2 separate regions of the Homo sapiens genome follow, and region 1 is linked to region 2. A link is an interaction called in ENCODE POLR2A ChIA-PET data of the cell type or tissue named here. Cell type or tissue: B cell. All regions are shown on one strand. Each heading gives the region's core, and the rest is flanking DNA. Links, peaks and the distances in the headings are about the cores only.

Region 1 (11,827 bases), core at 6,828-11,827, 50 kb before region 2:
TGGTCTGGTTTCTGAGAGCAAATCTAAAGGTCTCCTGGATACCTTAAAAGTACCACCTGGAGTCAGGTAGACTCTACATGGTTCTGAGGAGAAGAGTTCCACTAAAGGCATCTCTGTAAGTGGGACTGACTTGAGGCAGCAGCAGCTTTCGTCAGGCCAGCATGGGTGTGCAGCCTGGAGGGTTGGGGGAAGAGGGATGCCCTTCAGCCTTTGCACTCCCATCTACTCACTGTCAGTGCTTGCTGTACCGCCAGGAGAATGGGGAACCAGAGGTTTCCTGACAACTTGGAGAGAAGTCACAGTTCTCTTTAAAGTAATTAAAATTATACTCACATCATTGTTTGTCCTGTTCCCAAGACAACTTCCTTCTGTGAAGACATAAGGAAAAGCAAAGAAAACATACCCTTATCTCTGCCTCTAAGACATCAAAGCCAGTCATCCTGGGGCAAGAACAGTGCGTCGGTGGACTGTGGTCACATGTTGTCTGGTTGTCGTGGTGTCACCTGGTCTCTGCATGAGCTCCCAGCCACATTAGGTGTAATGGAAAATGGCCTTATTGGTTCTCCCTTTCTCCAAGGCCTTCGTCTTTGACCTGCCTGGTTAAAGGGGTTTCTTCTTCAGTTTTTGAGGGAAGGCCTCTTTAGGCCATCACAGACAGAAGCTTTGGAAAAACTGTGAGACCATTTCAGTTCTCCTTTGTGCCAGGAGGATAGCCTAACAGATAAAGTGCTTTCTCCTCCTTCGTTTTCCTTTCCTTTTTTAAGTTAAGGTCTTTCTCTGTCGCCCAGGGTGGAGTGCAGTGGCGTGAACAATGAACACGGCTCACTGCAGCCTCGACCTCCCAGGCCCAAGCGATCCTCCTGCCACAGCCCCCCAAGTCGCTGGGACTACAGGCGTGCACCACCACACCCTGCTAATTTTATTTATTTATTTATTTAGAGACATAATTTTGCTCTTGTTGCCCAGTCTGGAGTGCAATGGTACAATCTCGGCTCACCGCAGCCTCCTGGGTTCAAACGATTCTCCTGCCTTAGCCTCCCAAGTAGCTGGGATTACAGGCATGCGCCACCATGCCCAGCTAATTTGTATTCTTAGTAGAGACAGGATTTCTCCATGTTGGTCAGGCTGGTCTTGAACTCCCGACCTCAGGTGATCTACCCACCTCGGCCTCCCAGAGTGCTGGGATTACAAGCATGAGCCACTGCACCTGGCCAACTAATTTTTGTATTTTTTGTAGAGATGGGGTTTTGCCATGTTGCCCAGGCTGGTCTCATACTCCTGAGCTCAAGCAATCTTCCTGCCTCGGCCTCTCAAAGTGTTGGGATTACAGGCTTGAGCCACTGTGCCAGCCCTGCGCTCCCCCCCCCTCCTTTTTTTTTGCTTCCTGGTAGTAACTGTTCTTCCTGGAAGAGCAGAATCACAGGATTCAACGCCAGCCATGACCTTGAGAGAGAACTGCCGATCCTAGCAGGAGAGCATCTGGAACCCACCGAGGGCATGGATTCCAGAGACCCGTTGGGTCACTGCATCTTGGGATTGAACATTTTAACTTTTCTTTATCACCAGCCACAGTCTCTCCTCTTTAAGCCCAGGACCCATTGGTGGGCCTTGGGTGGGTTTGGGGAATAACATATTTGTATCCTTCCCATGCTGCTCAAGTGGGTATTAGGCAGTTGACCAACACTGCCAGCAAGACCTGAGCAGAGCTGAGAAATGGACAGTTTGCCTTCTGGCAGCCTGTCCACAGAGAGAGGGGCCATCTGGTGTCATTAGAGCCATGGAGGAGCACCAGTCACTGTTGAGATGCTGCCCAGCACCCAGGGATCGGGGAGAGATCCCCTGGCTTGCCCCTCTTCCCACTCTTCCCATCCCAGTGCCTCTCATTGGCTGAACCTAACCAGAAGCCAGGGAGCCTGGAAAACAGTTTGCGGCATCAAATTTCACCCTACCTCATGCTGCAGAGCTAAGCAGAGCAAGAGTAGGGGGTGGATCTGGGCAAACAGGCAAATGACTGGCATGTTCCCTTAATTCCACTTCAGCTACAGTTAATTGCTAACCATTCTAGAACTTTTGTGATAGCAGGAAATTCTTTAACCTCCTTCATCTAGAAAATGCCTCCTCTTTCTTCAAGACCAGCTGAGATGATTTCTTCTCTGTGAAATCAGCACAGACACCTCAGAAATTGTTAGCTACCCCTCACCTAGGCTGTACCAGTTCTTTGTCGAAATCTCTGTTTGTGGTACTTGCCAGTGGGATATTGTAATTGATCATTTTTGTGCCTTATTTCTTCTGTCCTTGGAGGGACTCAAGGGCAGATGCAACGTCACAGCCTCTGCATTCTCAGGACCTAACCCAGGATCAGTGCAGGGATGTGCAGATGAGTGGGCTGTGGGGTGTCCTGCTCACGGTTTCATGGATGGTGAGTGGCAGAGCAGAGACAGAGGTCTCTGGTCCTGTGCCCTTTTCACTCTGGGATTTTATCTGTAGTAATCAGTAATTCCCCAAGAATCAGAACTTGAAAACCCTGAAGACAAATTTTGTGGACTTATGTCTTATGCACTATAACATAATATATTTAAAAATTCCCCAGTTTTTCAAATCTTCATTAATCCAAACTGGATGTTGGCAGGGGTATGGAGGTGGTATGGATAGACAGAGCAGGATCTACCTTTCTTTGTTAAACCTTAAACTCTGCAAAATACATATCTTTTTTGTTATAACTGAAGGCTAAGCTCACGTTGCTTCAGAATGTGAGAATATTTGTCATATGTTCTCCAGAAATGAATCCGTAGAGATACGTAAGTAAAGAATGTAAATGGTGGCATCCACAGCTTTCCTTTGGAATTCCTAAAAAATTCTCATGGAAAAGATGCATCAATTTATGAAACAAGAAGATGGCATTTCAAAGAAACTCAACAAGAGTTCTTAGGGAATAGATGGGATGTGACTTTCTTTTGTCTCTTTTGGCTTGAGTTAACAACTCTTCAGTAGGAGTACCACACTGTACATCCCATTGATGGCAAGAATACGAATGCCATTGACTGCAGAAAGGTGATATATAAGCTCTATTTTTAGCAGTTTTGATATGTTTTTTTTTTCCTGACTTGCAAGAACTGAGCTGCTTTGTTGTTCCTGTTACGTAAGCTGTTATACACAGAGGGGAAAGATTTTAATAAAATGGAGTGCTTACTCATTTCCACTAAATAGCTGCCTGGGAATGACAGAATACCAGCTGAAAGTATCTAATTAATTAGATAAATATATTTGTTAGGTAAAGAAGCATAGCCTTTCTAGTTCTGCTGTTGGGCTCTCTCATGTCAGTGAACAAAGTGGGTCCAGGCTTGAGGAAGCTTCAGAAGGAGACGGATCCTGCCCTGGGAGGCATCACAGCTCTGTTTATATACTAGAACCTCACCCAGAAAGACACCTCAAGTCCACATCTCATGGCCGAACATAAATGCTTATTTTTCTACAATGTGTTATGAGATTAAAAACCCAATTTCATAAAAACAAATAGTGGACAAGACAATAACCGATTAGAGAGTGAACAAGGTCAGTGAATGACTTAGGCCTGTTGAATAGGTCTGGGAAATACACACATGGATGGGGAGAGGAAGGATGGGGCATTCAGTCCTCTGCTGGCTGTTCAGCAGGAGCAAGGAGACTGTGAGAGTCACATGTGCTGTGTCTGCCAGGACAAAGCTGACAAGACATGGGCCCACACAGCCATCTAATAGAGCAGTGGTTTCCAAAGTGTGCTTCAAGGGCCCCTGGGGTGCTGGAGCAGCTCTTACTAGGAAGTCACTTAATGGACTCTTACTTCAGGTGAGTTCAGGTAAGAGCCAATTGTGTGCATCTCTTTCCCAGTTCCAGTTCAGTGACCTTTTTCATTGTTACCTTGAAATTAGCCATAGTGGAAGTGTTTAACCACAGAAATCGGCAAATGCTACAAGCTGGAGCTTTCCCCCAGTTGAGCAGATTATTAAATGTTTACTAGCACAGCACTGCTTGGGGCTCCCTGACACACTTTCAGGGGATCTGCATGGTCAAAACTATTTTCATAATAGTACTGACATCGTTTGCCATTTGTACTCTCCTTTTACAAATGCACAGAGATGTTTCCCTGAAGCTAAATGATATATGATATGCAACAGACTGAATGTAGGAGCAGACATGAGAATCCAGCTATCTTCTATTAAGCAACACATTAAAGAGATGTGCAAACATGTAAAATGGTGGCACTCTTCTCACTAATTCTTTTGTTTTGGAAAATGGTTATTTTTCATAAAAATATTTGTATTAACATATAATTGGCTTATTATCTTGAAGTAAATACTTTTAAAATTCCTCAATTTGACTCTCAAGTATGGTAAATATGAATAGATATAATTTGCGTAAACAAAAACTCTTAGGGGTCCTCCATTAAAAAAAGACAAGATTTTCTTTTAGAGCAGTTTTAGGTTCACAGCAAAATTGAATGGAAGTCTGTTTATCCATTCTTTCTTTCACGGATTGTGCCCTTGGTGTTGTACCTAAAAAGTCATTGTCAAACTCAAGATCCTCTAGATTTTATCCTGTGTTATCTAGTAGGAGTTTTATAGTTTTGCATTTTACATTCATGTCTGTGATCCATTCTGAGTTAATTTTTGTGAAGGGTGTCAGGTCTGTGTCTAGCTTCATTTTCTGTTGTAGATGTCCAGTTGTCCCAGCACCATTTGTTGAAAAGATTATCTTTGCATCATTGTTTTGCCTTTGGCCTTTTGCCAAGGGTCAGTTGACTATATTTATGTGGATCTATTTCTGGGCTCTTTATTCTCTATATTCTTTATAATCAAGTATAATAAGTTTTGAAGTTGGGTAGTGTCCATCCTATGGATCTTTGGCTCCTCAAGTTTTAAGAGTGTTATCTTAGACCAGGTGCTGTGGCTCATACCTATAGTAATCCCATTGCTTTGGGAGGCTGAGCTGAAAGGATTGCTTGTGGCCAGGAGTTCAAGACCAGGCTGGGCAACATAGTGAGACTCTGTCTCTAAAAAAAAAAAAAAAAAAAAAAAATTAGCCAGGCGTGGTGGCACGCACCTGTAGTCCTAACTACTGGGGAGGTTTAGGTGGAAGGATCACTTGAGCCCAGGAGTTGGAGGTTACAGTGAGCCATGGTTACACCACTGCACTCCAGCCTGGGCTACAGAGTGAGACCCTGTCTCTGAAAAGAAAGAAAAAACAAGAGTGTTATCTTAGTCTGTTTGTGTTGCCATCACAAAATACCTCAGACTGGGTAATTTATAAAGAACAAAAATGTATTTCTCACAGTTCTGAAGGCTGAGAAGTCCACAATCAAGACACCAGCAGATTCCGTGTCTGGTGAGGGCTCACTTTCTGCTCCCAAGATGGCAGCTTATTGCTGCATCCTCCAGAGATGAACACTGTCCTTACATGGGGAAAGTTGGAAGGGCAAAATAACCTAGCTAGTTCCTTTGAGCCCATTTTAAGGTCACTGGTCCCATCCGTGGATACAAAGCCCTCATGACTTAATCACCTCCTAAAGGTCCCACCTCTTAATACTATCACACTGGACCTTAGGTTTCAATATACGAATTTTGGGGGGGACACATACATTCAAATCATAGGGGGTCCAGAGACCGAAAAGTTGGAGAACTACTGTTGTAGCAAAAGATGGACATACACACAGATGAGTGCCATAGATTCTTGTGTTAGGGAGAGTGCAGAGTGTAGTGGAGGGAACCTGAACTGAGTTTTGTACATCCTACTGCCTTATTCTGGGGACTGAATGAGCCTGTTGCTTTAGGATACATCTCTGAGAGTCCAAATTTAGATACTGTGTGACAGACTTGGGCCTGGCCTCAGAAGAGAATCTCAGAAGGACATAGAATATGACATCAGGGCACAGGATGCGAAGTGCCAACCTCCGCAGGAATGAGGGAACACAAGGCAGAGCAGGGCAGTTTGAAAGTGGTTCTTCCAGTTCTCTGAGAGAAAGGTGGGGCTTGGTTATTAGGGCTGTGCATGTAAATAAAATGTTTTGCCTCTTCATCTTCAGAATTAAAACTTTTGTTAAATCCCAAGAGTCAACCATGTTACAGGAGGGAACATTTGTATCTTATACTGCTTACCTACCACCCTTGAAGTTTTGCAGGAAACACTAGGGAAAAGGTGGAGCTTTGGTCTCAAACCCCAGGCTTTTTTTTTTTTCTTTCTTTTTTTTTTTTGAGACAGGGTCTCTCGCCCTGTCACCCGGGCTGGAGTGCAGTGGCATAATCATGACTCGCTGTGGCCTCCACCTCCCAGGCTCAAGTGATCCCCCCCTGCCTCAGCCTCCCAGGTAGCTTGTGCGAAGGCCCTGTGGCATAGAGTGTGGTGTATTAGAAGAACAAAAACAAAAACAAAAACAAAAACAAAAACCCTGTGTGGCTGGAGTACGGAAAGCCAGGAAAGAGAGGTCCAGGATGGTGCTGTACTGGGGAGGATACAGTCTTGAGCCTGCTTAGCATTGTGGACTTTCTCTCAGAACCTGGGAAGCCACTAAAAGATGAAGGGAGATAACCTAACATTGTACTTGACATTTTGAAAGTCTCATCCTGGCTATAGTATGGAGAGTAGATTGGAGAAGAAAGCAATTAATGAACTCATATTTAGTTCAGGTGAGAAATGATGTGGCTTGGTACTTGTCTTAGCTTGGGCTGCTATAAGAAAGCACCATAGACTAGGTAGCTTATAAACAACAGAGGTTTCTGACAGTTCTGGAAGCTGAAAGCCCAATATCAGCGTGCCAGTGTGGTTGGGTTCTGATGAGGTCCCTCTTCCGGGCTGCAGACTTAACTGCTGTATCATCACATGGCAGCAAGAGGGCCAGGGACCTCTCTGGCCTCTTTAGAGAGGAGGTCTCGCCATGTTGCCTGGGCTAGACTCGAACTCCTAGGTTCAAGCCATCTTCCCACCTCAGCCTCCTGAGTAGCTGGGACTACAGGTGTGCACCACCATTCCCTGCTCTCTCTGTCTCTGGCCTCTTCTTTTTTTTTTTTTTTTTTTGAGACGGAGTCTTGCTCTGACACTGGAGTGCAGTGGCGCCATCTCAGCTCACTGCAATCTCTGCCTCCTGGGTTCACGCCATTCTCCTGCCTCAGCCTCCCAAGTAGCTGGGACTACAGGCACCTGCCACCACGCCTGGCTAATTTTTTGTATTTTTAGTAGAGACGGGGTTTCACCGCGTTAGCCAGGATGGTCTCTATCTCCTGACCTCATGATCCGCCTGCCTCAGCCTCCTAAAGTGCTGGGATTATAGGCATGAGCCACTGCGTCCAGCCTTCTCTGGCCTCTTCTTATAAGGGCACTAATCCCATTCATGAGGGCTCCACTCTCATGACTTCATTACCTGCCAAATGCCCACCTCCTAATACTGTCACATGGGGGGTTAGAATTTCCACATATAAATTTTGGGAGGAATACAAACATTCGATCTACCGCAATGGCAGTGATAGATACTGTGAGTAATATATTTGTGTGCAAGGAGTCATTGCCAAACTCAAGATCATCTAGATTTTATCCTATGTTATCTAGTAGGAGTTTTATAGCTTTGCATTTTATGTTTATGTCTGTGATCCATTCTGAGTTCATTTTTGTGAAGGGTGTCAGGTCTGTGTCTAGCTTCGTTTTCTGATGTGATGTCCAGTTGTCCCAGCACCATTTGTTGAAAAGACTTATCTTTGCATAATTGTTTTGCCCTTTCTCCTTTGTCAAAGGTCAGTTGACTGTATTTATGTGGGTCTATTTCTGGGTTGTCTATTCTGTTCCCTGGATCTATTTGTCTGTTCTTTTGATAGTACTACACTGTCTTGATTACTGTAGCTTTATAATAAGTTTTGAAGTTGAGTAGTGTTAGTCCTCCAGCTTTGTTCTTCTCCTTCAATATTGTGTTGCTGTGTTGGGTCCTTGGCTCCACAGGTTTTAACAGTGTTATCTTAGGCCAGGTGTGGTGGCTTACCCAGTACTTTGGGAGGCTGAGCCACAAAGATCACTTGTGTCCAGGAGTTCAAGACCAGGCTGGGCAGCATAGTGAGACCCTGTCTGTGGTAGTCCGTTTTCATGCTGCTGATAAAGACATACCCAAGACTGGGCAATTTATAAAAAAGAGAGGTTTAATGGACTTACAGTTCCATGTGGCTGCAGACGCCTCACAATCATGGCAGAAGGCAAGGAGGAGCAAGTCACGTCTTACATGGATGGCAGTAGGCAAAATGAGAGAGAGCTTGTGCAGGGAAACTCCACCTTATAAAGCCATCAGATCTCATGAGACTTATTCACATGAGAACAGCACAGGAAAGACCATGATTATATTACCTCCCACTGGGTCCCTCCCACAATATGTGGGAATTCAAGAGGAGACTTGGGTGGGGACACAGCCAAACCATGTCACTGTCTCTAAAAAAAAAAAAAAAAAAAAGTTTTTTTTTTTTTTTAATTGGCCTGGTGTGGTGGTGTGTGCCTGTAGTGCCTGTAGTCCCAGCTACTGGGGAGGGATCAGTTGAGCCCAGGAATTGGAGATTACAGTGAGCCATGATCACACCACTGGCCTCCAGCCTGGGCTACAGAGTGAGACCTTGTCTCTGAAAAAAAGAAAAAAAGTATTAGTCTGTTTGTGCTGACGTAACAAAATACCTCAGACTGGGTAGTTTATAAAGAACAGAAATTTATTTCTCATAGTTCTGGAGGCTGGGAAGTCCAAGTTCAAGACACCAGCATGTTCAATGTCTGGTAAACGCTTGCTCTGTGCTTCCAAGATGGTGAGAAATATATTTGTCTGCTTCTAAAAATTTTAACAAAACCTGTGTTTCCATTCTCTCATTGAGTGGAAGAAAAATTCCTAACAGTTTACTTATAATGTAATTAACACACCTGGCTATATTTTGTCCAAGCATATGGCCAAACTGACAGGGTAATTTAGCACCCTGTAAAAGACTGATGGACAAAGAACTGAATCTCGTAGAATCTTGCTAGAAGTCATCTGGTCCAGCCTCTAACCTGAGCACCCCAAAGACATTGCACCTTTGCCGGAGCCCCCTAGTGGCAGGAGGTTGTCACTGTTGTTTCAGAGTCACAACAGAATGACCATGTGAATGATGTACACTAATTATGAGACAAATAACCAAAGCATCTGATGGCTGTGGTTGTTTCAGTGTTTGCACACTTAATTTTCCCTCTCCTCCCCTGACCTCTGCAGAATGGCTTATTCAGAAGAGCATAAAGGTATGCCCTGTGGTTTCATCCGCCAGAATTCCGGCAACTCCATTTCCTTGGACTTTGAGCCCAGTATAGAGTACCAGTTTGTGGAGCGGTTGGAAGAGCGCTACAAATGTGCCTTCTGCCACTCGGTGCTTCACAACCCCCACCAGACAGGATGTGGGCACCGCTTCTGCCAGCACTGCATCCTGTCCCTGAGGTGAGTGGGCAGGGCCTGCAACTCTGGCCATGGCAGTCCTAGCATCCAGGTGGCAACTGTGGCCACTCAACTGTTTTCATGGGTTTTGGAGTTGTTTTACTTGGCCACAGAACCATGACTGTAAGGAAGGACTCTCCCAGATCCCCTCTGTGAGGGCCTGAAGAATAATCATTTTTTGGTCACTAATTTACAGATATTTACCTTTTCTTAAAATTCAGACTGTACCTGCTTTGCATGGGACAGCAGACCTAGACACACACTCCATCATGGGAGCTGGCTGTGGAGAAGGGCTTGAATCTCACAATGTCTGTGTTGTAGTCACCCCAATCTTCCCTTGCCTTGAGGCAGAGGTGCTGTGGCACCTAGAAGGGACCTTGCTGCCATGGATGCTGTCCACTCCTGGGCAGCTGTAAGACCTGGGTCATACTGTGTTGAGGGAGGATACCAGGAGAGATGTGGAAGCAGGTACACTTTGGGGGGTTATATAGGAAGCAAGGCAGTCATTTTACCCTGCCAAGCTTTGAAAGGGGGTTATTACAGCACATCCTCATTCCCTCATGTGTTTGTGCCTTCAGCACCTGTGTGTTCTGTGCTGTCATGCTGAAGAGCTACAATGTGGAACAGGACCCCATGTCTGCCCTCTAGAATGTCCCAGTCTAGAGGAGACAAATGTGGCACAGCGTGATAAACAAAGGACAGGGGGCATTCAGCTCTGTCCAGGGACTCACTGACTGCATCCCAGAGGTTGCATGAAGTTTTTCAGGCAAACTGAAAGAACAGGAAGGTGCTGAAGGAGGGGTACAGGAGGCCCCTTCTGGGTAGAGGGAACAGCATGTGCAGACAGGGACCAGCCTGCCCAGGGCTAGAGCATGGCTGGAGCCCTGGGGCTGGTCTTGGAAATGCTGTTGAGGTAAACAACTAACTCTGGCTCCATTTTAATTTTTTTCTCCAGAGAATTAAACACAGTGCCAATCTGCCCTGTAGATAAAGAGGTCATCAAATCTCAGGAGGTAAGAAAGTCACTGCTTTTGTCTAGCAGCTCTCAGGGTGATGGAGAAGAAGTCAGTGAATTGGACATTGAGATAGGAGCAGGAGAGTGGTCGAGGGAGACCTTCCTTGGAGTCCATATTCTTCTGCTGTGGGGTCACATCAGACCCTACTCGTAGCCCTGTTTGAGAGGCTTGTTTGGGTCTTTATTGACCACACCCCTCCTCCACCCCAAGTCTCCTCTCCTGCTTCTTCCTCATCCCCTTCCTACACTGGCTCCAGCTAATATATTTCATTATGGTTTTGATTTGCATTTTCCTGTTGGCTAATGAAGTTGAGCATTTTTTCATGTGCTTATTGGCTATTTGTACATCTTCTTTGTTAAAAATGCCTATTTAGTTCCTTTGCTCATTTTAAAAAATTGAGTTATTTACCTTTTATTGTTGAATTATAAGAGTTATTTATAGCCTGTAATCCTAGCACTTTGGGAGGCTGAGGCAGGCAGATCACATGAGGCCAGGAGTTTGAGACCAGCTTGACCAACATGGCGAAACCCTGTCTCTACTAAAAATACAGAAATTAGCTAGGTGTGGTGGTGCATGTCTGTAATCCCAGCTACTTGGGAGGCCGAGGCACAAGAATCGCTTGAACCTGGGAGGTGGGGGTTGCAGTGAGCTGAGATCATGCCACTGCACTCCAGCCTGGGTGACAGAGCAAGACTCTGTCTCAAAAAAAAAAAAAGTTCTTTATATATTCTGGATATAAATCTCTTAGCAGACATTTGGCTGCTAAGATTTGCAAATATTTTTCTTCCATTCTGTGGGTTGTCTTTTCCCTTTCTTGATCGTGTGTTTGAAGCACAAAAAATTTTCATTTTGATGAACTCTAATTCATCTATTTCTTTTTTCTTTTTTTGGTTGCTTGTTCTTTTTTGGTGTTGTATCTAAGAAACGATTGTCTGTTCCATTGTCATGAAGACTTTCTCCCTTAAAACTCCTCTTTAAGTTCAGTTTTCTTCCTTTAAGATTCTGTTGCAGGATGTTCAAGCAGAAGCTTTCCTTGAGCCTCTAGTCTGCTGTACACGCATCTTCTCTATACTCCTTATGAGGTGTTTTGCAAATACCTACAACACGGCTGTGCTGCATTTAGTGTCTGTCTGACCTACTATCCAGGGGTTGGCATACTACAGTCTTGGGACAAATCCAGCCTGCTACCTGTTTTTGTATGGCCTGTAAGCTAAGAAATTCTTTTTATGTAATGGTGGGTGCATAGAAACCCTCATATTTTTGCAACTTCTTGTGAGTCTTAAACTACTTCAAAATAAAAATTCATTTTAAATAATCCAAAGAAGAAAGTTTGGTGACATGTGAAATTCAAATTTCAGTG
Region 2 (12,307 bases), core at 3,922-8,921:
GTTTTATCTGCTATTTGTATCTTGTAAGATTCTTCCAACAAGCATAATAAAGTTGATTAAAATATCAATTATTTTAATCCTTCAAATTCTTTAATCAGTAAAATAATTTTTAATGTTAGAGCTGAAACTTCCAAATCTTTTTAAACTTTTAGATGCTGCCAAGGGAAAAATTAAGAAGAAGAGAAGAGAGAAAACAAATAAATGGGAAAAAAGAAAGGTTAGTAATTGTGAGTAATATAAGAATAAGATTTGGCTATTAGAGGATATTGTACGTATTAATTAAGAAACAGAATCTATAAGGAATTTGAAGAGATAAAAGTCAAAGATTGGTTAACATGGTAGTTAACATGGTGCTAAGCTTATAGTGTCCTTTGCTGCTTTTCAAATACTTCTCAGAAAACTATGCAGACGGGTAAAACCTTATAATTACAATTCTTTAGATTCTTTTTAATTTTGGTGTTAACATAGTTATAAAATAGCCTATGTGCTTTGAAATAAATGCAAGTAATAGAGACATAAATTAAATGAAAGGTAAAATAGCTACACTCTTTTCTCTTTATTTAATTTCCCTATGGGTATCACTCAAGTATTTGCTGTACAACCTTAGATTTTTCCTCTGTGCACATGGAAATAAATAAAATAAATATAAATAAATATGTATAGTTTTATGTACTATATAATACACATATAATTTTATGCTAACAAAAATAGTCTATCAATTTGCTTCTCTAAATTTATTTCATATAATAGTTTATGAACTATGTGTAACATATATAAAACAGACAATAGTAAAGCATCATGAACCTATTTAACTAGAACATTACCAATTATGATTATCTTTCAGTATTTTTCTTCCTCCTTCTATTCACTTGCCTTCGCATTAAAAGTAATATCCTAAATTTTGTGTTGCTCCTTCTCATGCCTTTTGAAAATCACTTTATTACAAATGGATGTATGTTGAAATATTATTTTGTTTAGCTTATTTGGTTTGGGGTTTTATAAGAATAATATATTTTCTGCAGTTTTCTCTAGCTACTTTTTCACACAATATTTTGTTTTTATGATGTATTCATATTTTTGTGTAGCTGTAGTTCATTAATTTTCTCTGCCATATAATACTCTATTGTGTGAATAAAGCACAATTTATCCATTGTCCTGTGGATGGACATTTACGATGTTTCTAATTTTTTTCCTTGTATTTAAAAAAAGATTTTGTGAGTACCCAGTAGGTGAGTGTATTTATGGGATATATGAGATATTTTGATACAGGCATGCAATGCATAATAATCCTATCAGGGTAAATGGGGTATCCATCACCTCAAGCTTTTATCCTTTCTTTGTGTTACAAACAATTCACTTACACTCTTTTAGTTATTTTATTTTATTTTTTATTCTTATTTATTTTTATTTGTTTGAGACAGAGTCTTGTCCTGTTGCTCAGGCTGGAGTGCAATGATGCGACCTCGGCTCACTGCAACCTCTGCCTCCCGGATTCAAGCAATTCTCCTGCCACAGCCTCCTAAGTAGCTAGGACTACACGCATGCACCACCACACCTGGCTAATTTTTGTATTTTTAGTAGGGACGGGGTTTCACCTGGTTGGCCAGGCTGGTCTCGAACTCCTGACCTCATGTGATCCGTCCACTTCAGCGTCCCAAAGTGCTGGGATTACAGGCATGAGCCACCGTGCCCTGCCTCTTTTAGTTATTTTTAAATGTACAATAAATTGTTGTTGACTGTAATCACCCTGTTGTGCTATAAAATACGAAATCTTATACATTCTAGCTATATTTTTATACTCATTAATCATCCTCCTTTCCCCACCTTCAACTACCCTTCTAAGCCTCTGGTAACGATCGTTCTGGTATCACCATGAGTTTATTTGTTTTCATTTTTAGCTCCCACAAATAGGTGACAACATGTGAATTTTGTCTTTCTGTGCCTGGCTTTTGTCACTTAACAATGACCTCCATTTCCATCCCTTGTTGCAAGTGACAGCATCTCATTTTTTTTTTTTTTTTGGCTGAATAGTGCTCCGTTGTGTATTTGTACCACATTCATCTGTTGATGGACGTTTAGATTGCTTCCAGATCTTGGCTATTGTTGCTGAATTCTTTTTCTCAGCATGGAACGTCCCTGAGAAAGAGAATGCACGCCTAGGGGTAGGTCTCTGAACTGGCCCCCCCGGGGCGTACCTGTCTCTTATGGTTGAGACTGCAGGGACGAAATAAACTCCAGTCTCCCATAGCGCTCCCAGGCTTATTAGGAAGAGGAAATTCCCACCTAATAAATTTTGGTCACACCGGTTGATCTCAAAACCCTGTCTCCTGATAAGATGTTATCAATGACAGTGGTGCCCAAAACTTCATTAGCAATTTTAATTTCGCCTCGGTCCTGTGGTCCTGTGATCTCGCCCTGCCTCCACTTGCCTTGTGATATTCTATTACCCTGTTAAGTACTTGATGTCTGTCACCCACACCTATTCGTATACTCCCTCCCCTTTTGAAACTCCCTAATAAAAACTTGCTGGTTATTGTGGCTTGTGGGGCATCATGGATCCTAACAACGTGTGATGTCTCCCCCGGACGCCCAGCTTTAAAATTTCTCTTTTGTACTCTGTCCCTTTATTTCTCAAGCCAGCCGACGCTTAGGAAAATAGAAAAGAACCTACATGATTATCGGGGCAGGTCCCCCGATATCTGGCGCCCACGTGGTCTTTCTTTTTTCCTAAGTGCATGAGGGAACCCGATTCCCTTTGGTAGGTGCGGTGAAACATCAATCGGCTTGGTCCACAGATAAGCGTGTTCAACTCCCCGACGAGTGGTGAGTAATCTGTGTAAGGTCTGGGTTAACTATGGGTCATTTGTAATCTAAGAAACTCCTGTTAAAACAGGTAACCATGAAAAATATGATCACTCTATTCAGGACAGTAGAAAAATACTGTTCTTGGTTTCCTGAAAAAGGAACCGTGTATATAAAATTGTGTCATTTTGTTATCACTCTATTCAGGGCAGTACAAAAATACTGTCCTTGGTTTCCTGAAAAAGGAACCGTGTATATAAAATTGTGTGATTGTGTTCGTAAAGCATTCCGAAAACTGGTCTCGGCAGGGTATTATGTTCCCATCACTGTTTGGGGTGCTTGGGCCTTGGTGCATGCCATCTTAGTGGCTTGCCAATCTCGTGACCCCCTGCAGTTGCCGCAGTTTTCTGCCTTTTCCTCAGTTTCTCTGCCTTTTTCTCAACCTTCCTCTACCACATGGCCTTCGTTCAGACTCTCCCTTCAGCTACTCCTCCCCTACCTAATGATTCTGAAAATTCGATGTCTAACTCTGGTAACTTTGGCTTAAAGTTACCCCCTACTTTTCTTACTTCTTCTCACGAAAAGCCAGTACTTCAAACTCCTGCGGCTGCGACTCACACAGCCCGGTGCCATAGATATGCTAATTCTTCTCTCTTCAAACCTCCAGCATCAACTAATGGCTCTGGGACCAAACTACAATTTACCTATCATTCTCCAGGCCCTCCCCCATCCACTACAGCCCCTCACCCTCCTGTCGTTTCAGTTCCTCAACCGGTCTGCATCGATACGCGCCGCTGAATCTTACCTTTTTAAAAACAATTTAAGGATGCTTGTACTCAGTATGGTCCTACTTTTCCTTATGTTCAAATGGTATTGCAAACTTTTTGTACTGAGGTCGCTTTGCTTCCTTTAGACTGTGACCTTTTGGCAAAAAGCTGTTCTAACTCCATCTCAGCCTGGTGGTCAGAGGAGGCCTGTTTTCAGGCTCAGCTAAATCGGAGTAATGACATTCTAGTTACTCAGGCTCAGCTCACAGGCTCCAATAGTTTCTCTGATACTTATGCCCAATTAAACTTTGATACTTTTACCACAAAACAAGTAACAAAGGTGTGTATGAGAGCTTAGGATAGATTACACTCCCCAGGCCAAGCTCCTGTTTCTTTTACTGCTGTTAAACAAGCTCAATTGCTTTCACTACCTAATATCGTTTTAAACGAAGGAGATAAGACATGTGGCCCTGGGATGGGCTCCGGAAGTGAAAAGGCCGCTTATTGGGTTAATGTAATTTCTAAACAACGGCCCACCTACACCATACACATTAAAGGAAAAAAGTTTGAGGGCCTAGTGGATACTGGTGCTGATGTTTCTGTTATTTCCTCTAGTTTATGGCCTTCCTCTTGGCTTAAACATCCCACAACATCACAACATGTGAATTTTGTCTTTCTGTGCCTGGCTTTTGTCACTTAACTATGACCTCCATTTCCATCCCTTGTTGCAAGTGACAGCATCTCATTTTTTTTTTTTTTTGGCTGAATAATGCTCCGTTGTGTATTTGTACCACATTCATCTGTTGATGGACGTTTAGATTGCTTCCAGATCTTGGCTATTGTGAATAATGCTGCAGTAAACACCAGAGTGCAGATATCTCTTTGACATACTGATTTCCTTTCTTTTGGGTCTATACCTAGGAATGAGATTGTTGGATCTTATGGTAGCTCTCTTCTTAGTTTTTTGAGGAACTTCCAAACTGTTCTCCATAGTGGTTATACTAATTTATATTCCTGCCAACAGTGTATGAGGGTTCCCCTTTCTCAGCATCCTTCTCAGCATTTGTTATTGCCTGTCTTTTGGATAAAACCGATTTTACCTAGGGTGAGATGATATCTCATTATAGTTTTGATTTGCATTTCTTTGATAATCAGTGATGTTGAGCACCTTTTCATATGCCTGTTTGCCATTTGTGTGTCTTCTTTTGGGAAATGTCTATTCAGACCTTTTGCCCATTTAAAAATAGGATTATTAGATTTTTTCCTATAGAGTTGTTTGAGCTTGTTTTATATTCAAGGGTTATCAATCCCTTGTCAGAAGGATAGTTTGAAGGAATTTTCTCCCATTCTGTGGGTTGTCTCTTCATTTTGTTAATTGTTTCCTTTGCAGTGCAGAAGCTTTTTAACTTCATATGATCCCATTTGTACATTTGTGTTTCAGTTGCCTGTGCTCGTAGGGTATTACTCAAGAAATCGTTGACCAGTCCAATGTCCTAGAGAGTTTCTCCTAATGTTTTCTTGTAGTAGTTTTATAGTTTTTGGTCATAAATTTAAGTCTTTAATACATTTTGATTTGATTTTTGTATCTGGCAAGAGATGGAGGTCTAGTTTCATTCTTCTACATATGGATATCCAATTTTCCCAGCACCATTTATTGAAGAGAATGTCTTTTCCCCAATATATCCTTTTGGTACCTTTGTCAAAAATGAGTTCACTGTAGATGTACGTGTTTGTTTCTGGGTTCTCTATTCTGTTCCATTGGTCTGTGTGTCTGTTTTTATGCCAGTACCATGCTGTTTGGGTTACTGTAGCTTTGTAGTATAATTTGAAGTCAAGTAATGTGATTCCTCCAGTTTTTTTCTTTTTGCTCAGGATAGCTTTGGCTATTCTGGGTCTTTTCTTGTTCTGTATAAATTTTAGGACTTTTTTTCCAATTTGGTATTTTCATAGGGATTGCATTAAATCTGTAGACTGCTTTAGAGAGTATGGATATTTTAACAATATTGATTCTTCCAATCCATGAACATGGACTATTTTTTCTTTTTTGTGGTCTTTTTAATTTCTTACATCAATGTTTTATTCTTTTCATTGTAAAGATCTTTCACTGTTTTTTTTTTATACTTTAAGTTCTAGGGTACATGTACACAACGTGCAGGTTTGTATACATGTATGTATGTATACATGTGCCATGTTGGTGTGCTGCACCTATTAACTCCTCATTTACATTAGTTATATCTCCTAATGCTATCCCTCCCCCCTCCCCCAACCCCACGACAGGCCCCAGTGTGTGATGTTCCCCACCCTGTGTCCAAGTATTCTTATTGTTCAGTTCCCACCTATGAGTGAGAACATGCGGTGTTTGGTTTTCTGTCTTTGCGATAGTTTGCTCAGAATGATGGTTTCCAGCTTCATCCATGTCCCTGCAAAGGACATGAGCTCATCCTTTTTTGTGGATGCATGGTATTCCATGGTTTATATGTGCCACATTTTCTTAATCCAGTCTATTATTGAAGGACTTTTAGGTTGGTTCCAAGTCTTTGCTATTGTGAATAGTGCTGCAGTAAACATACGTGTGAGTGTGTCTTTATAGCAGCATGATTTATAATCCTTTGGGTGTATACCCAGTAATGGGATCGCTGGGTCAAATGGTATTTCTAGTTCTAGATCCTTGAGGAATGGCCACATTGTCTTCCACAATGGTCGAACTAGTTTACAGTCCCACCAACAGTGTAAAAGTGTTCCTATTTCTCCACATCCTCTCCAGCACCTGTTGTTTCCTGACTTTTTAATGATCGCCATTCTAACTGGTGTGAGATGGTATCTCATTGTGGTTTCGATCTGCATTTCTCTGATGGCCAATGATGGATGAGCATTTTTTCATGTGTCTGTTGGCTCCATAAATGTCTTCTTTTGCAAAGTGTCTGTTCATATCCTTCACTCACTTTTTGATGGGGTTGTTTGATTTTTTTCTTGTAAATTTGGTTAAGTTCTTTGTAGATTCTGGATATTAGCCCTTTGTCAGATGGGTAGATTATAAAAATTTTCTCCCATTCTGTAGGTTGCCTGTTCACTCTGATGGTAGTTTCTTTTGCTGTGCAGAAACTCTTTAGTTTAATTAGATCCCATTTGTCAGTTTTGGCTTTTGTTTCCATTGCTTTTGGTGTTTTAGACATGAAGTCCTTGCCCATGCCTATGTCCTGAATGGTATTGCCTAGGTTTTCTTCTAGGGTTTTTATGGTTTTAGGTCTAACGTTTAAGTCTTTAATCCATCTTGAATTAATTTTTGTATAAGGTGTAAGGAAGGGATCCAGTTTCAGCTTTCTACATATGGCTAACCAGTTTTCCCAGCACCATTTATTAAATAGGGAATCCTTTCCTCATTGCTTGTTTTTGTCAGGTTTGTCAAAGATCAGATGGTTGTAGATGTGTGGTATTATTTCTGAGGGCTCTTTTCTGTTCCATTGGTCTATATCTCTGTTTTGCTACATGTACCATGCTGTTTTGGTTACTGTAAGCCTTGCACTATAGTTTGAAGTCAGGTAGCATGATGCTTCCAGCTTTGTTCTTTTGGCTTAGGATTGTCTTGGCAATGTGGGCTCTTTTTTGGTTCCATATGAACTTTAAAGTAGTTTTTTCCAATTCTGTGAAGAAAGTCATTGGTAGCTTGATAGGGACGGCATTGGATCTATAAATTACCTTGGGCAGTGTGGCCATTTTCATGATATTGATTCTTCCTATCCATGAGCATGGAATGTTCTTCCATTTGTTTGTGTCCTCTTTTATTTCGTTGAGCAGTGGTTTGTAGTTCTCCTTGAAGAGGTCCTTCACATCCCTTGTAAGTTGGATTCCTAGGTATTTTATTCTCTTTGTAGCAATTGTGAATGGGAGTTCACTCATGATTTGGCTCTCTGTCTGTTATTGGTGTATAAGAATGCTTGTGATTTTTGCACATTGATTTTGTATCCTGAGACTTTGCTGAAGTTGCTTATCAGCTTAAGGAGATTTTGGGCTGAGATGATGGGGTTTTCTAAAAATACAATCATGTCATCTGCAAACAGGGACAATTTGACTTCCTCTTTTCCTAATTGAATACCCTTTATTTCCTTCTCCTGCCTGATTGCCCTGGCCAGAACTTCCAACACTATGTTGAATAGGAGTGGTGAGGGAGGGCATCCCTGTCTTGTGCCAGTTTTCAAAGGGAATGCTTCCAGTTTTTGCCCATTCAGTATGATATTGGCTGTGGGTTTGTCATAAATAGCTCTTTTTATTTTGAGATATGTCCCATCAATACCTAATTTATTGAGAGTTTTTAGCATGAAGGGTTGTTGAATTTTGTCAAAGGCCTTTTCTGCATCTATTGAGATAATCATGTGGTTTTTGTCTTTGGTTCTGTTTATATGCAGGATTACGTTTATTGATTTGAGTTTGTTGAACCAGCCTTGCATCCCAGGGATGAAGCCCACTTGATCATGGTGGATAAGCTTTTTGATGTGCTGCTGGATTCGGTTTGCCAGTATTTTATTGAAGATTGTTGCATTGATATTCATCAGGGATATTGGTCTAAAATTCTCTTTTTGTTGTGTCTCTGCCAGGCTTTGGTATCAGGATGATGCTGGCCTCATAAAATGAGTTAGGGAGGATTCCCTCTTTTTCTGTTGATTGGAATAGTTTCAGAAGGAATGGTACCAGCTCCTCCTTGTACCTCTGGTAGGATTTGGCTGTCAATCCATCTGGTCCTGGATTTTTTTTGGTTGGTGGGCTATTAATTATTGCCTCAATTTCAGAGTCTGTTATTGGTCTATTCAGGGATTCAACTTCTTCCTGGTTTAGTCTTGGGAAGGTGTATGTGTCAAGGAATTTATCCATTTCTTCTAGATTTTCTAGTTTATTTGCGTAGAGATGTTTATAGTACTCTCTGATGGTAGTTTGTATTTCTGTGGGATCGGTGGTGATATCCCCTTTGTCATTTTTTATTGCGTCTATTTGATTCTTCTCTCTTTTCTTCTTTATTAGTCTTGCTAGCGGTCTATCAATTTTGTTGATCTTTTCAAAAAACCAGCTCCTGGATTCATTGATTTTTTGAAGGGTTTTTTGTGTCTCTATCTCCTTCTGTTACACTCTGATGTTAGTTATTTCTTGCCTTCTGCTAGCTTTTGAACGTGTTTGCTTTTGCTTCTCTAGTTCTTTCAATTGTGATGTTAGGGTGTCAATTTTAGATCTTTTCTGCTTTCTCTTGTGGGCATTTAGTGCTATAAATTTCCCTCTACACACTGCTTTGAATGTGTCCCAGAGATTCTGGTACGTTGTGTCTTTGTTCTCATTGGTTTCAAAGAACATCTTTATTTCTGCCTTCATTTCGTTATGTACCCAGTAGTCATTCAGGAGCAGGTTGTTCAGTTTCCATGTTGTTGAGCAGTTTTGAGTGAGTTTCTTAATCCTGAGTTCTAGTTTGATTGCACTGTGGTCTGAGAGACAGTTTGTTATAATTTCTGTTCTTTTACATTTGCTGAGGAGTGCTTTACTTCCAACTGTGTGGTCAATTTTGGAATAAGTGTGATGTGGTGCTGAGAAGAATGTATATTCTGTTAATTTGGGGTGGTGAGTTCTGTAGATGTCTATTACGTCCGCTTGGTGCAGAGCTGAGTTCAATTCCTGGATATCCTTGTTAACTTTCTGTCTCGTTGATCTGTCTAATGTTGACAGTGGGGTGTTAAAGCCTCCCATTATTATTATGTGGGAGTCTAACTCTCTTTGAAGGTCTCTAAGGACTTGCTTTGTGAATCTGGGTGCTCCTGTATTGGGTGCGTATGTATTTAGGATAGTTAGCTCTTCTTGTTGAATTGATCCCTTTACCATTATGTAATGGCCTTCTTTGTCTCTTTTGATCTTTGTTGGTTTAAAGTCTGTTTTATCAGAGACTAGGATTGCAATCCCTGCCTTTTTTTGTTTTCCATTTGCTTAGTAGATCTTCCTCCATCCCTTTATTTTGAGCCTGTGTGTGTCTCTGCACGTGAGATGGGTTTCCTGAATACAGCACACTGATGGGTCTTGACTCTTTATCCAATTTGCCAGTCTGTGCCTTTTAATTGGAGCATTTAGCCCATTTACATTTAAAGTTAGTATTGTTATGTGTGAATTTGATCCTGTCATTATGATGTTAGCTGGTTATTTTGCTCGTTAGTTGATGCAGTTCCTTCCTAGCATCGATGGTCTTTAAAACATGGCATGTTTTTGCAGTGGCTGGTATTGGTCATTCCTTTCCATGTTTAGTGCCTCCTTCAGGAGCTCTTTTAGGGCAGGCCTGGTGGTGACAAAATCTCTCAGCATTTGCTTGTCTGTAAAGTATTTTATTTCTCCTTCACTTATGAAGCTTAGTTTGGCTGGATATGAAATTCTGGGTTAAAAATTCTTTTCTTTAAGAATGTTGAATATTTGCTCCCACTCTCTTCTGGCTTGTCGAGTTTCTGCTGAGAGATGAGCTGTTAGTCTGATGGGCTTCCCTTTGTGGGTAACCGGACCTTTCTCTCTGGCTGCCCTTAACATTTTTTCCTTCATTTCAACTTTGGTGAATCTGACAATTATGTGTCTTGGAGTTGCTTTTCTCGAGGAGTATCTTTGTGGCGTTCTCTGTATTTCCTGAATTTGAATGTTGGCCTGCCTTGCTAGATTGGGGAAGTTCTCCTGGATAATATCCTGAAGAGTGCTTTCCAACTTGGTTCCATTCTCCCCGTCACTTTCAGGTACACCAATTAGACGTAGATTTGGTCTTTTCACATAGTCCCATATTTCTTGGAGGCTTTGTTCGTTTCTTTTTATTCTTTTTTCTCTAAACTTCTCTTCATGCTTCATTTCATTCATTTCACGCTGATACCCTTTCTTCCAGTTGATTGCATCAGTTACTGAGGCTTGTGCATTTGTCACGTAGTTCTCGTGCCGTGGTTTTCAGCTCCATCAGGTACTTTAAGGACTTCTCTCCATTGATTATTCTAGTTATCCATTTGTCTAAGTTTTTTTCAAAGTTTTTAACTTCTTTGCCATTGGTTTGAACTTCCTCCTTTAGCTCGGAGTAGTTTGATCTTCTGAAAACTTCTTCTCTCAACTTGTCAAAGTCATTCTCCATCCAGCTTTGTTCCGTTGCTGGTGAGGAGCTGCGTTCCATTGGAGAAGGAGAGAGGCTCTGATTTTTAGAGTTTCCGGTTTTTCTGCTCTGTTTTATCCCCATCTTTGTGGTTTTATCTAGCTTTGGTCTTTGATGATGGTGACGTACAGATGGGGTTTTGGTGTGGATGTCCTTTCTGTTTGTTAGTTTTCCTTCTAACAGTCAGGACCCTCAGCTGCAGATCTGTTGGAGTTTACTGGAGGTCCACTCCAGACCCTGTTTGCCTGGGTGTCAGCAGCGGTGGCTGCAGAACAGCGGATATTAGTGAACCGCAAATGCTGCTGCCTGATTGTTCCTCTGGAAGTTTTGTCTCAGAGGAGTACCCAGCCGTGCGAGGTGTCAGTCCGCCCCTACTGGGGGGTGCCTCCCAGTTAGGCTACTCAGGGGTCAGGGACCCTCTTGAGGAGGCAGTCTGCCCGTTCTCAGATCTCAAACTATGTGCTGGGAGAGCCACTACTCTCTTCAAAGCTGTCAGACAGGGACATTCAAGTCTGCAGAGGTTATTTCGTCTTTTGTTTGTCTGTGCCCTGCCCCCAGAGGTGGAGCCTTCAGAGGCAGGCAGGCTTCCTTGAGCTGTGGTGGGCTCCACCCAGTTTGAGCTTCCTGGAGGCTTTGTTTACCTACTCAAGCTTGAGCAATGGCGGGCGCCCCTCCCCCAGCCTCGCTGCCTCCTTGCAGTTTGATCTCAGACTGCTGTGCTAGCAATGAGTGAGGCTCCGTGGGCATAGGACCCTCCAAGCCAGGTGTGGGATATAATCTCCTGGTGTGCCGTTTGTGAAGCCCATTGGAAAAGCACAGTATTAGGGTGGGAGTGACCCGATATTCCAGGTGCCATTTGTCCCCCCTTTCTTTGACTAGGAAAGGGAATTCCCTGACCCCTTGAACTTCCCGGGTTAGGTGATGCCTCGCCCTGCTTCGGCTCAAGCTCAGTGCACTGAACCCACTGTCCTGCACCAACTGTCCAGCACTCCCCTGTGAGATGAACCTCGTACCTCAGTTGGAAATGCAGAAATCACCTGTCTTCTGTGTCGCTCACGCTGGGAGCTGTAGACTGGAGCTGTTCCTATTCCAATAAAATTGTTCTTTAATCAACACAATTGATAAACCTTTAGCTATTCTGAGCAAGGGAAAAATATAGAGAAAAGACACAAATACCAAAGTTAAGAGTAAAAGATAGGACATCACTACCGACTCTATGGAAGTTAAAAGTATTATAAGGGAATATTATGAATGACTTTATGTCAACAAATTAGACAACTTAAATGGCCAAATTACTAGAAAGATGCAAATTAACGAAACTGATTCAAGAAGAAGGGGAAAATATCAATAGGACAATAATAAATGAAGAAAAGTAATGTGACTAAAATGAATTGGTAATTAGAAATCTTTTCAAAAGGGAAAACCCAGGCCTGGATGGCTTCTTTTAAGGAAGAAAGATTACCAATCCTACAGTATTTTTGGGCGGAAATAAAAAGGAAACAATTTGTAACACATTTTATGAGACCAATATTACTCAGATATCAAAACCAGGCGAACACATCACAAGGAAGGAAAATTGCAGACAAGTATTCTTCATGAA

Evidence for each region. Peaks named below come from ENCODE experiments on the same cell type or tissue, not always from the same donor. Only the 100,000 strongest peaks of a DNase experiment are listed, where the experiment ranks them.
Region 1: POLR2A ChIA-PET joins it to region 2 with 11 read pairs; 2 of 35 experiments call an interaction of 5 or more read pairs at or near these places.

Annotation. Positions count from the first base shown.
Region 1 is chr1:211,344,004-211,355,830 of GRCh38, forward strand. It overlaps TRAF5 (TNF receptor associated factor 5), which reads left to right. Exons shown (of 11, transcript NM_001033910.3): 2 at 9,236-9,454; 3 at 10,407-10,464. The coding sequence starts at 9,237. Among named protein-coding and RNA genes, the nearest start is that of TRAF5, 23 kb to the left of the region's middle. RefSeq lists a silencer at 9,377-9,506. In B cell, for the core only: a CTCF peak has its summit at 9,075 (motif pointing left); DNase peaks (open chromatin) are centred at 9,068, 9,398 and 9,788; H3K4me3 peaks cover 978 bases; H3K27ac peaks cover 4,195 bases.
Region 2 is chr1:211,396,615-211,408,921 of GRCh38, forward strand. It overlaps LINC00467 (long intergenic non-protein coding RNA 467), which reads left to right. Exons shown (of 6, transcript NR_026761.2): 4 at 153-217. Among named protein-coding and RNA genes, the nearest start is that of LINC00467, 20 kb to the left of the region's middle. RefSeq lists enhancers at 1,651-2,394, 3,880-4,621. In B cell, for the core only: no CTCF peak of the experiment used is centred there; no DNase peak of the experiment used is centred there; H3K27ac peaks cover 722 bases.